2 separate regions of the Mus musculus genome follow, and region 2 is linked to region 1. Evidence: chromatin loops called from intact Hi-C (ENCODE). Cell type or tissue: heart. All regions are shown on one strand. Each heading gives the region's core, and the rest is flanking DNA. Links, peaks and the distances in the headings are about the cores only. Region 1 holds the start of Hgsnat (heparan-alpha-glucosaminide N-acetyltransferase). Region 2 holds the start of Zfp703 (zinc finger protein 703).

Region 1 (6,735 bases), core at 1,046-5,045:
GGCTGGCCTCGAACTCAGGAATCCGCCCAGAGTCACTCTTTATTTCCATAGAAAAGGCAAAAGTGGGGTTGACTAGGAAAAGCCCCATAGACTCATGTGTTTGGATACTTGGTCAAAGCAAGTGGTACTATTAGGAGGTGTGGCCTTGTTGGAGTGGGTGTGGCCTTGTTGGAGGAAGTGTGTCACTGTGGGAGCTTTAAGGTCTCCTATACTCAAGCTATGCCCAGTGTGATACACAGTCTCTCCCTGCTGCTTGCAGATCAAAATGTAGAGCTCTCAGCTCCCTCTCCTGCACCATGCCTGCCTGGATGCTGCCATGCTTCCCACCATGTTGATAATGGACTAAACCTCTGAAACTGTAAGCCAGCCAGTCCCGATTAAACCTTTTCCTTTATTAAGAGTTGCTGTGGTCACAGGGTCTCTCCACAGCGATGAAACCTAATTCAGTGTGCATACGCTTTAACACGATTACAAGTTCTCTAAGATCAGTTTTGATTTTCCTCTGATATCTATTTTTTTCCTCTGTAAGTGTAATTAAAGACATCTAATCATTCCTACTATAGTAATCACAAACTCCATGGATTTGCAAAGGTTCCTTAGCAATTTTTTTCCATTTTAGTATTTGATCTTTCTTTCTTTCTTTCTTTTTTTTTTTTTTTTTTGTCTGAGTACTGCTTGACCGAGTGTGAGATTCAAGTGTGGATATGCAGTGATCCTCTGGCCACACTTGTGAGCAGCCACACCTTCCTACAGTCCCTCACTGGGAGCCGCCTCCTGAGCCCTGCTGTGTAACCCACCTACCTTCCCTCCTTTCACACTAGAAGCTGAGAGCTCTTCTCTTCTCTCTGGGCAGAGCTTGTGGCAGGGGGAGCTCGGCAAGCGATGCTATCACCTCACTTTTAATTTCCCCCCAAGTGTTTGGGCAGCATGGAGGAGCAGCAGGAGGCAGCCATAGGCTCCTTCTCCTCCTCCCTCCTCCTCCTCCTCCTGTGATACAATCCTCAGGTACAGCACTCTTAACCCTACCAGCAACCCCCTCCAGAGGTTGGTATGAAAGCTCTCAGCATGGGAACTGGAACTCTTGGATTTCACTGAAATCCTCAATGCTTTCTTAGACTTTGCTGGCATCCAGGGTCTGCAGATTTTTTTTCCCTGTGGTTCCTTAAAACTTTTTATCTGTTTAAAATTCTCTGTTCTGTCTTCTCATCTCTGTCCTTTCTTTCTTTGGTCACTCTTGAAAGGCTCTCAGTTGCTTCTTGATTCTTCGGAGGGGAGGCAGCCACAACTCTGGTTGGTTGGCTGCTCTGCACAGTGAGCAAGAAGAATCCACTTGAGAGAAGCCTTTCTTGTGTCTGAGGCTGTAACACCAGAGGCAGTAGTGCAGAGACACTCACCGTGTGCTGGAGCAGCCCGGAGTTTTGGGCCCATCAAATCCTTGCCTCTTAGCACCAGTTAGCCTCTGTCAAATACTTGGCACCTTGATCTTCCAGGTTGACATCAGTCATACTGCCTTTGTATTGGGACTCTAGAATTATCAAGTAGTTCAAATGAAGCATGTTAGAATGATGCAGGGTGTACCCGTATACCTCTTTACTACCCAGCCTAACAAGGACGCTGCCAGTTGGAGCCCGCCAGGACACTGGCATGACATTTTGCTCTCTCCCTCCTAATCATTGCTTGAATATAGCATTTATCTTTCCATTTGTAAGAAATATCAAATATGAATCTTTTCTATCAATACAAAACATGTTTAGGACAGGGAATTTAAAAAAAAAATTTAATCTCCCCCACCTTGTAAGACTTTTATGAGAATGTTTTAATCCTCCCTACCCAGTAAACCCTTTGGATTCCATAAAGGCCCACTGCACTTATTTTAGGAATTTAACAGCCTGGAGCAGTGACTCTTTTTTCTTGAGTACAGCGAGACCTTTCCTCTTCCTCCTTCATTTCCTGTGGGCCAGTCTTTTTCAGACTAGCTAAATGGATAAGATTGTGAAGTCGGGCTCTAGCCACTCCCTGAGCTATAATAAAAACCAGATTCATTTCTATCTCGCTGTGTTTAAGTGTGACACACAGAGCACACCCTTGATCGAGAGGAAAGTAGTTTGCCTTGTCCAGACACTTCGGGTGCAGTGATGGTCTCTTTCTTTGTGACCCAGAACATATTTCTAACATATTGTGGGGGAGTCCACCAGAGAAGACTACTTGGATATGGGTTTAAGCCAATAGGAAGTCCTTATTAGCTGGTGAACTCTTTAGCACAACACTATACCCTGTGTTGCAATACTCTAGTTAAAAAGAACAGTTAGCCAAAAGCCAAAACCAAGGTTATTATCTTTAGAGACTTTCCCAGAACTATGGGTTTTGATGGATTTAGGCCTTTGTTTTAGTTTTGGTGGGTGCTACATTTTATATGCTGATTATAGAACATGAATGGGTCTTTCACTAAGGCAGTTGTGCTCCAGTCTGGGGATCCATTACAAAGAAATATTAAGAAACATGTTCAGAACTGGATTCAGTGACATTGGAACCTGAAACTTTTCAGCACAGGGTGTTTTGTTTTGTTTTTTCTTTTTTCCATTAAATCTTGGGATCCATTCTATACGTTATAATTTTGACCACTGTTGTGTTTAGTAACAAAAGAATGTGATTCTTTAAATGAGGTTGCTGGTATGTTTCTTTGCATAGTTGAATTTGTAAATGAGTCCATCAAAAAAAGTAAATAAACTCATTACAAAGCTAAGTGCAACCAGTTTCCCCTTCATCATCCTATGGAAGCCTCTCACAGGTGGAAATGGGAAGATCTGTTGTTCATTTCCACTGCTGCATGGCGCGATGCTGTCTCGTTGACGGCCATTCAGATTGCCCACACGATTTTGCAACTACAATTTTATTACAAACATCATGCCTGCCCTCTTTCGCGTGTGATGGTTTCTCCCGGAATACAGACAGCAGTGTGGTTTATAAGGTCCTCATCCCTGGACACCTTAAACTTCCACAGACTGGCAGCAACCTGTGCAAGGCCAGAAACAGGAGACCTTTTAAGGGGTGTATCATTCACTCTAGGTAGTGAACGCCCAGAGTTTGTGCGTGTAAGGGGGAAGCTCTGTAGTCATTTTTACTAAGGACTCTCCTAGAAGGTGAGTAACACGTATCTGTACGTTGAAAGGCTAAGATGCAAGAATTTAGAACGTTCAGGGAATGGTGAGGGAGTGGATGACTGGGAAAGCAAAGACCACTCTTTTGCGGTTTTCTCCCGATGGGACAGAAACACTGTGCAGAGGGTAGAAAACAGCCTGGCTGCCCTCCTATGGTGGACACTAGCTGGACGCATGCTTTCCCAGCTGGGCGGGGCTTAGGAAGCTTCCGCGGGGCGTGCCTAGGAGGGAGCGGCCCCGCCCTCTCCCCGCCATCCCCTGCGGGACAGGAGCGGTGACGCCACGGGAGCGGGCGATGACGGGCGGGTCGAGCTCGCGCAGGCGCCGGGCAGAAGAGCGCAGCTCGGCTGCGGGGACAGAGCGCAACTCCCGGAGAGAGGCTGTGGGAGGCATGGGCGCGGGCCCGGCGCTGGCAGCGCTGCTGCTGGCCGGGTCGGTGCTGAGCGCCACGCTGCTGGCCCCCGGCCGCCGGGCGGAGCCAGGTGAGCGAGCGGCCCCCACGGCTAGGGGTAGCGGGGACCGTGCGTGGGCCTGCCCCGGACCTCCCCACGGCCCGCGGGGCGCAGGACTTGAGCGTCGCGCCCGGTCCACGCTGGGGTGGACCGCAGTGCCGGCGTCGCAGGAGCCGCGACCCGGGTCTGGCTTCCCAGGTTCAGTTGAAGGACCTTGGGGCTGGGTGCTCTGTCCGTCTCCGAATTCACCAGGGGGAAGGGTGAAAAAATAGGAATTCTGGGACTTCTCTTGACTCAGGTCTGAAGGTTCATAGGGTCCCGCAACTCCATTTCACAAACTCCTATCGAGAGGATAGTTTGGGTCGAGGACTGAGGCAAGTGAACACCCACTTCTACCCCAAACCCCCACCCCTTACCTTTATGCATTGTTTGGGATAGGGCCTGTCACCTGGCAAGGTATGTCACCTGCCTTTTTCCTATCCATCTCATCCCCTTTTCTGTATAGAAATTGGAATGTGGTGCCTGTGTTGAACACCCCTTCAGCTTCCAAACTTTAAAAAAGACATTGAAACAATGCAAAAAGCACGAAGAACGGTGTGAGTTACAATTTGCAATTACAACCCGTCCTTGGGAGGAGAGAGTTAAAAGAAAATCCTGCTGAGTTTGGGGTCTGGCCAGGGTGTTTGAACTTTTCACTGCTGCTCTTATTTGAAGCTTCCTGGGGGGGCAATTCTGACGTTCAGCTAGGCCTGAGGGACTCTACATGCTCCCAAATTATATAGTAACAATGTCAAGCTCTTTCTGAGCCTAAAACCCACATGGCAAATCTAAGCGTAAAACATACTACTAAAGACTAAGAAGTAGAAATCCAGCCATTCTGTCCAGGAAAGGATGCTGTTGTATAGGGTGAAGAGTAGTTGCACAGGGAGTTACTCTCACTGGAAAAGGAAGACTGTCAAGAATGAACGGTAGGTAGCCTGGATAGATGACTCCAGCTTAAGAGAATTGGCTGCCCTTTGATACCACCTACCCATGTCAGGGCACAACCACATATGACTCAAGTTCTAGGGGTTCTGATGCCATCTTCTGGCTTCTTTGGGTACCAGGCACTCATGTGGTATGCATACATACATACATACATACATACATACATGCAGGCCAGGCACCCAAACACATTTTAAAAAATTAACAGGAGGAATGAAAAAGAAAATTATGACAGATCAAACAAATAAACAAGCAAACAAAACCCCTAAGAATACCTAGGTTTAGGAAAGCCGTTAAACGAATATTCCAAAACTCACAGGATATGTAAATGGCTGTGGTGAGCTTTGGGAGGACATGTTCAAATTGCTGTTTTCTCTTTATCCAGCTGAAAGATGAGGGAGAAATCCAAGGGCTGGTGGAGGCCGGAGGGACAGAGCAGATACGCTTGCGTCCTTTCTGGAGTGTGGTAACCTAGGAGTTAACTACTGCCCCTGACTGAACTCCACTCCTACCTACCTCCCAGCAGGTCGGACCTAAAGCAAGTTGGTTGGTCTCTCTAGGTCACACAGTGGTGCCTGCCTGGAGCACCAGCTACTTGGGAGACTGAGGCAGGAGGATATCTTGAACCCAACAATTCAAGGCCAATCACTGCAGTGCAGAGAAGTCCCCACAGGAGGGGGAAAAAAAGACTAATCTATCGTATAAGACTGTTAGGATGTGGCACACAGTAAGACAGTCATCCTTACCAGCTACGAGTCTATGATCTCTGCAGATGTCATACTCCAGCCCCACCGAAAAGGACTGGAATTTCACAGTACTTTTGAGATGGTATTAACATTTTTGAAAAGCTATTTTTGGGGAAAAAAAATCTTTGCTCACAGATGTTCATTCTTTTTTTTAAAGACATCTTTTTTTTAAGTTTTATTTATTTATTTTGTGTATAGGAGTACACTGTCATCAGACACATCAGAAGAGGGCATCAGATCCCATTACAGATGGTTGGGAGCCACCATGTGGTTGCTGGGATGTGAACTCAGGACCTCTGGAAGAGCAGTTGGTGCTCTTAACTGCTGAGCCAGCTCTCCAGCCCCAGAAGTTCATTTTTAAATGCTGTGTGTGTGTGTGTGTGTGTGTGTGTGTGTGTGTGTGTGTGTTTGTGTGTAATGTAAATGTGTTGTCAAGCCTAACTCTGCTTGAGTTGAGTCCCTGGAGTCTATGTGGTGAGAGGAGACACCCCAGTCCTAAGTGAGTGCCAACTTAATGATGTCATCAAGCAAGTACCTCTTGATTGAATGCTGGAGCAGGGAGTCTTAGTGCCCTTCAGTCTTGTCATACACGTCATATGCCTTTCAAATGTGCCATTAAAGCGAGGAGGTTCATAGTCTTCCACCAGAATGGTGGGGTGCAAGAGTTCTCAAACTTTTACAAGGCAGAATGGCCCAGGAGTCTCGCCCACCTGCACATGTGACTCGGGAGGGCTGCAGTCTGTATTTAGGTTTTTCTTCCACTCAGTGTAAGTCTGACTTGGTTGCACTGTTAGTTCTGGCAGCTGCTCTTGGCTTTGCGTGGCCTTGGGTTGGAGGCTGTTGTTGTGGCTGCAGCACGCAACTGGTGAGTGTAGCACTGGGGGCAGATGATCTCGTCATCGTTGTGCTTCTGGGAGAGCTGTAGGTGCAGGCTGGACTGTTCTGGATCACGTAGTCCAAGAGTGTCCAGTCATGCTCCAATGCTGTTTGCTGTGTATTAAGTGCTGGTGGTCAGGTTGGGCGCCATGGTTGGATCTTGGTCTTAATATTCCACTGGGTTGGAATTCACGGATGATATTGCCCGTCAGCGTTTCCATACATATCTGCATCTTGTGTCTCCTTGTTTTACTTTAGGCACGTGGGGGTTTTGCCTGCATGTATGCCTCCGCACCCTGTGCGTGCCTGGTGCCCGCAGAGGCCAGAGGAGGATGTAAGCGCTCCTGGAACTGCAGTTGTAGATGGCTGTGAGTTTCATGTGGGTGCTGAGAGTCAAACTAGTGTCCTCTGGAAGAGCAGCGGCCTTTGATGTCTCTTGTTGCCCTCCTTGGAGACATAGAGCTGCAGTCTGCACTTCTAACAAGCCGCTGGGGCAGAGCTAATAACTAAGGTGGTGAC
Region 2 (6,735 bases), core at 940-4,939, 1.0 Mb before region 1:
TAGCCCCAAAGTGTGTGGACTCCGCAAGGACAGCGACCCGGGGCTGCCTGGGGCAGCGGGCGGGGGGAGATGCAGGTGACAAGAGGCTGCGGCTGCAGCGGCTGCAGCGGCACTGCCCAAGCTCGACGCCCCGGGGTAGGCGGCCAGAAGTTTCTCTGCGCCCGGCAGGGCTGTGTGAGTCCGTAGATGGCTGAGCAGCTCCTCAGAGGTGGCAAAGCGCTTGTCGCAGGGCCCGCTGGCCGCCACCCAATTGCAGCTGTGTGGCAGCGGTTCGTTCTGCAGCATGAAGCCATAGGTGTAGAGAGGATGGCCCGGGAGAGCGGCCTGGGCGGCGCTGGAGGAGAGCGCCGCAGGTTGCAAGGGGTGCCCCGGGTACACCAGAGGGTAGCCACTGGCCTTAAGGCTGGGCCCGGTCGGATCGTGCGCGCTGCAAGTGGAACAGCTTGAGCCGCCGAGGTGCGAGGCGCTGTGGTAGCCTCCTAGACAGTAGGGGTCACGGCATAATCCCTGCAGGAAGGAGGGTGGGGAGGCCCCCGTGAGCGGGCTGGAGCTGGGGGGCTTGCCTGGTGGCAGGCCCAGGCCCCCGGACAGCTGACCTCCCACCAAACCAGACTTGCTAGGATCCAGGCCAGGAACGAACTGAGACGGGTAGCCGGCGTAGGCGCCCACGATGGAGCCGTGGTAACCGATGCTGGAGGGCGGTAGTGGGAACACCGAGTGGCCTGGTTTGTAGGGTGACACTGGAGCCACGTGGCCCGCCCCCACCAGGGCGGAGGGCGGCTCTGACTTGCGCCCCGATGCGGTGGCTTCCGGGCCACCGTGAGCCGAGTCCCCGCCGCTACCTCGGCTCCCAGCGGCTGGCTCGGGACTGGGTTTGGCTTCCTGCTCTTTCTTGTCCAGTTCGCCGGCCCCGCCGCCGCCGTTCTTGCAGTCTGAGTGGTGTGGTGAACCTCCGCGGGAGCCGCCGGGAGAAGACGAGTTTGATGAGGTGGAGACCGATGCCCCGTGCGGGGGAAAGGGAGGGCAGGCGGCGCTGGGGACCCTGAAGCCCGCCTTGTCTCCGGGGGACGAGGAGGACGAAGAGGTGGTGGAGGACACCGACGAGGAGCCGCTGTCTTTGCGGGAGTCGCCGCCTCCGGAGCCCTTAGAGTAGGGCTTGAAGCTCGACTTGTCCTCCGCGGGGGAGTCCCCCAGCTGCTTGAGCGCCGCGGCCGCGGAGGCGGCGCCGGGGGCGGAGCGGCTCGGGTCTTTCTCGGATCCCAGCCCGTTGGCCGCCGCCGCCGCTACGGAGTTGAGCTTGGATGAGGGCGGCGGGTCGGGCTTGCCGATCTGCGAGCAGGTCTGGGCTAGCAGAGCCAAAGGACTCTTCTTGGCGTCCAGCTGCGGGAGACAGTGGCAAAGGGGAGGGAGAAGGGGGTGAGACTGGGAGACTCACTAAGCGCGCGCGGAGAAGCTGAGCCGAGCACTGTGGGCGAGCGAAGGGAGCTGAGCGAGGAGGGTCACGGAAGGAGGGCCTGGCTCTGGCCGAGTAGCTGGGCGGAATGACACTTGCCTTGTGGGTTAGTCCCCGAGTGTGACATGGGCGCTGGCGCGCAGGAGAAATGGCTCAACCACAGCCCTCCCGGTTAAAGGTGACTTCTCTGTAATCCGGATGGTGATTCGCCCCTTTCCAGATAATTTTCCCATCTTTTTGGGCCAGGGAAAAACTTAAGCCTTTAGTTTGGGAGAACTTCGTTTGGGACGGGTTTCTGGTGATGGCGCTCGGTGTAAGAGCAGGGAGAGGCGCCTTCTAAAGGCAGAGCCGCAGTTGGCCCTGTGAGTAGCCCCTCCCTCTCTCCTTCCCTCCCTTTCTCCCTCCCTCCCGGGGAGGACACCCAGAGAAGTAAGATGAAGAAAGACCCAGGATCCCGAGTGCCTGGTTGTCTGCACTGTGCCCCTAAACAGACGGGGGAAGATGCAGAGGGACACCGGGTGGAGGCGAGGGAGGCCCAGAAGCCGTCTTTGGACAGGACTCTAAGGGGCCAGAGGAAAAGTAAAGGACTCTGGGCACCATAAGAGCAAATCCAGTCGGTTAGAAAACACGCAGCTCCAAAGGGCGACTGGGCAAAACCCTTCCACCCATGAGTCTAGGGAGAACCTGGGCGGGCGGGGAGGGGGGTGTCTGGTTCCTGCCTTCCGTCCCTCCTCAGGAGGTCCGCCTGCGTGGCCAGCTTCGGGCCTCGCGTCGCTACGGGAGGTGGGGTGGGGTGGGGGGTGGTGGAGGGAGCAGAGCCATGGGCCCAGCATGGGTGGAGGAGTGGGGTTCAGTTCTGGGTGGGCAGCGCCCGGAGACTGACCTCAATTGGGCTGACGGGTGTGGAGGACAGCGGTTGCAGGTACTCCGGGTGCAGGAGGTGACCGGTGTGAGCGCTCAGCATCTTCAGGACCCTGATAGGGAGCCGGTTCGCCTGGCGCAGGGGGTCCGCCGGGGGCAGGAGGGACACCACTGCCGGCACCGCCGGCCTCTTCCCGCCGCCGCCGCCGCTGCTGCTGCCGCCGCCGCTGCCGCTGCTTTCGGGTGTCCTTGGGTTAGATCCAGCGGGCGAATCGCTCATTTGGAGGAGGCAGTGCCACTGGGGGGGCGGGGAGGGAGGGGAAGCTCCGGGAGGCGAGCTCCCGGGGCGGGTGGGCTCGCTCCGCTGCGTCGAACGCCGTGCAGCAGCCGCTGCGCCTCCGTGCCGCCTCCCCTCCTCCACCGCCGCCGCCGCCGCCGCCGCCGCCGCCGCCGCCGCCGCAGCTAGCCCAGGCGAGCAACACAAAAACCTTCGCCTTCCGCGAGCTGCACGTCAAATAGCCGCGATCTGCAGCCACACTTCAAAGGGATCGCCGCGCCCGCCCAATCGCAGCTCTCTCCCGGACCCCGGGGCGGGGAGAGCGGAGGGCGGAGGCGGGCGCCGCCGGTGGGCGGGGAGAGTCTTAAAGCGCCCTAGCCGGTCGCCGCCTCCCGGCCTTCGCCCAGCGCTGGATCTGCTCCCCTTTGCGGGTTGTGCCCGGCTGCCCTAGCCCACGGGTCACCCAAGGGACGGGACTTCTGGACACGGGCTCTGTGCCCTCTCCTGTTGCCTGCTGCTTCCCACTAGTGTCTAGGGTGGAGACCGGGGTGGGAACGCAGGGCGCCTGCTCCGGTCCTAGGATCCAAGCCTCTCCCCGGGACCGCCGGGGGGCGGGCTACGCCTCGGGAGCTCGGCAGCTTCTCCGAGCTGCTTCGGCCGGTTCTCTTTCCCCTAATTGGCCTCTCCCGGATGTGTTCACTTGGAAGCGCCGAAGCCTTGGGGGCATCCACTATTCCCTGGGCGCTGCCTGAGCCCTTCCAACTACTTTGAGCCTGTCCAGTCAGACTGGAAGTGGAAGGACTCCCTTCCCGGTGAGACGGTCTAGGTGAAGCGTGGTTGAAGGTTTGGCTCCCTGGCCAGGAAGCGTCACCTCAAAGCTCCTGGAACGCCCCCAGGGGCGCTCTGAATTATAGATCGTGTTTGGTGTGTTTCAGGGTTCTTGTCCCGTTTAAAGTCATAAAGCTACCTCACTGTGCTGTGACGAGCTGAGCTGCCGTTTGGCGGCGACGTGGTTGGAGGTAGCATCAAAGTAGAGGCCGATGTCCTAGAGGAGGGGGGGGGTCTCAGCATTGCAGGACGACACAAACTCTAGAGACTGCCCCATTGGTTTCCCCTCCGGCGAAATTTCGAAATAAGACCTTTTTATTAATAATAACAGTACCCTCTCGGATTCCCCCAAGCCTTCCGGAAAAAGTACGTATTTACACTTGGCAGAGATTTTTACATAGTCATGGTCCTGACCATAAAGTTCTAGATCCTTGGCTCAATCGACTGAGCTTGGTCCTTTGTGCCCCAGCTCTGGAGTGACCACTTTTGCGTGCCCTCAGTGGCCAGTGGAGGCGCGCTGGTGTCGCTGTTCCTTTTGAATACCCTTTTCCAGTCGTGATTTGTCAGTCACTCTGACCATCAAGTTCTGACTTTGTAGGAGTGTTACCCAGGACTATCTGGTTCTGACTGCCTGATGCTGACTCACGGTTGTTTTTTTTTTTTTTTCCCTGACTCTGATATCATTGACTCAACACAACGTGAGAGCAAGAGATTCCAAAGGGGTCGTCAAAGTGAGCGGAAGGAGCGAATCATAGAACAATCATGAACTTCATGATGTGCAGGAGAGAAGGCGGCAGGCAGCTTCCAAGGCCACATCCGTCATACACAGAACTCAAACTCTCCCTGGAGCCACAAGGTTTGATAAATAAATGTGCATAGGTTTCTCAGAAATTACCCGACTGTCCCTTCCCTCTCTTTAGATCTTATAAATTTAGTGAATAGCCAGAGATGCCCTGACTCTGATGATATGGTCCATATTGCAGCAGGAGGGGCAAGAGAATGAATGGAAGGGAGGAGGATTTTCTCATTTATTTTATAGTACAAAGTTTTACTCTCTTCCCGCAACTCCCATAAGCTCAGCTCATGCCAGCCTATGCCTTCTGACCTCATGGTCATTGCGAACACTTATCTGTAAAATTCTACTCCAAGCTGGGTCTGCAGCCTCGTTCTTGTAAATGCAGCACCCAGGAAGCTGAGGCAGGAGAGTCACACCATGAATTTGAGACCAGCTTGGCATACCTAGTGAGTTCCAGTCTAGCTTGTGCTACAGAGTGAGACCCTATCTCCCAACAAACACAGTCCACCGCGATTGAAGGGTTACTTCAACTTAACCCAGGCCTTTGGCCTTTGGGAGAGAAAAGAGTGGAAGAAGGATGGGTTGTAGAAGCGATGGCCTTTGTGGATATGTTGGAGGAAAAACTGGGAAGAAGGTAGAGTTTGGAGACAGAGACAAAAGTCTCCTGGGTTATTGTAACCAGTCCAGCTGGGGGCGGGGTGGGAGGAGAGGGAGGGAGAGAGAGAGAGAGAGAGAGAGAGAGAGAGAGAGAGAGAGAGAGAGAGCCAGCCTAGAAACCATTCTAGGAGCAGAGCAGATGTGTGTTAGAAATGATTAATGGGAAATAAGTTAGAGGGAAAGAGAGTAGACACTTAGGAATGTGGGTGGGAAAGAGAGGGCAGGAGGCTGCAGAAAGGACGGTGGAGTATTTTTATTTGGAGAGTAGAAAGATGTCAAATGAACAAAAGGAAGAAGGGGAGCAGACAGGATGTCCCGGCTGGGCAGGCTAGGGTGCAGGCGATTTCCCCACGGAATGATACATTGTCCTTTTAAGAAACTTAGTTCTCTAAGCTCAGAGCAGTTAGCATGGACAGGGCTAATGGTGCCAGGTGCCAGACGCCAGGCCTGTTTCCTGCTCCTGTACAGTATGTAGGACACACACACTCCACAGCACACACAGAGGGTAGGGACAACTCCTTGGGGGTGCTGGTAAGGACAAGAGAGCTTCCTTGATTGGATTGATCCAGTTTCCTTGTGAGAGAAAAATTAAAAAAAAAAAAAAACCAAAACACCGTGAGCTAGGCCCAAGGCCTAATTAAAACACTTGCAGAAGAGTATTGAGATTGCGATTTGACATTTACTTAGCAAAATTGTTACCCCATACAGAGCACGACACTGGGCCTCAGCCGCCTAAAAGGAAGTTCAGTTTTCAAAGGAATGGCTTGCCACCTGGGTGAGAACATGACTCATTAATCAACCCGGACCCGTGTTTACTGAGGGCCAGCTGTGGGCAGAGCATTGCCTTAGGAATGTGGTTGAAAAAAAAAAGACCCTGTTAAAAAAAAAAAAAAACCGGTTGCAGTGCAGGGGCATACAGCGCATGTCCTTCCCTCACAGAAGTGTGGCAGATGCAGAGGACCTCATTTGTCAGCCCTTCGCTGGTTACCCTGGAAATGACAAGCAGTGGTTTACCTAGGACAGGGCTAGAGCTACTTGAAGCTGTTTCTAGGACACTGGAGTGAAGAATGGGCTGCCTGTTAGTCCTTTTTCTGTCTAGCACGCAGGGTCTTGCTATGTAGCTCAGCCTGGTTTAGGACTCAAGATCTCCCTAGTAGGAACTACAAGCGAGCTTGATTTTATGCAGTGCTTTAAATAATATTGGATGCTGTAAACAGCCCAGCTAGAGCTATGAGTGAGGAATGGGTCTGTTATTTACCTGAAGTTCCTGGAGTCAGGTCACTGGCAACCAGGCCTTTAAGGCACGCTGCTGCTGAGGTGACCCTGGGTACATTGTCTCCCCCTCCCCCAATATGCTTCAGTTTCCCCATGCATAAAATCTGAGAGTGGCCATCCCAGTCCCGGGAGGCCAGAGGCAGACAGCACATGTGGAGTGTTGAGACAAAGGATCCCAGGTAAAGGAGGCCTGGGATTTGGTGTTCTTTCTGCCTCTAGGGAACGTCGTCGCTAAATAGAGTTTAGGTGGTAACTGCGTCACCCATCAATGTCTGGATCCCAAAGATCTCAGCCTAGACTGGGAATTCCACGGAACTGGTAACAGACCTTCCTCCGGGCTCCAGTCCAATGTATCTTTAAAAAAAAGTCCCTCAAAAGCTATTGTAAAAAAAAAAAAAAGCCTTTAGAAAATTGTGGATATTTATAGTTTTTTTTTCACAGACTTCAATTTACATAAAATTTGCCACCCAGGAAAAAAAGGCCTGAGTCAGGTGGAGAGCAAGAGGTGGTAGATTTGTTGTGAAGGGTAATGGGCACTTTTCACTCCTTGCTAGGGCGGAATTGCCTGAATGATCACCGCATGCATAA

What was found. A loop is a pair of places that touch in the nucleus more often than their neighbours do. Peaks named below come from ENCODE experiments on the same cell type or tissue, not always from the same donor. Only the 100,000 strongest peaks of a DNase experiment are listed, where the experiment ranks them.
Region 2: it touches region 1 in a loop (13-fold over the local background); 2 of 42 quality-filtered maps call a loop at or near these places.

What each region holds. Positions count from the first base shown.
Region 1 is chr8:25,973,430-25,980,164 of GRCm38, reverse strand. It overlaps Hgsnat (heparan-alpha-glucosaminide N-acetyltransferase), which reads left to right and starts at 3,421. Exons shown (of 18, transcript NM_029884.1): 1 at 3,421-3,640. The coding sequence starts at 3,454. In heart, for the core only: a CTCF peak has its summit at 3,355; a DNase peak (open chromatin) is centred at 3,414; H3K4me3 peaks cover 1,710 bases; H3K27ac peaks cover 2,203 bases.
Region 2 is chr8:26,973,213-26,979,947 of GRCm38, reverse strand. It overlaps Zfp703 (zinc finger protein 703), which reads right to left and starts at 2,612. Exons shown (of 2, transcript NM_001101502.1): 1 at 2,337-2,612; 2 at 1-1,380. The coding sequence starts at 2,594. It overlaps Gm39150 (a long non-coding RNA gene), which reads left to right and starts at 4,033. Exons shown (of 4, transcript XR_001778540.2): 1 at 4,033-4,275. In heart, for the core only: CTCF peaks have their summits at 2,979, 3,181 and 3,915; DNase peaks (open chromatin) are centred at 1,277, 1,837, 2,907, 3,927 and 1 weaker place; H3K4me3 peaks cover 3,090 bases; H3K27ac peaks cover 3,401 bases.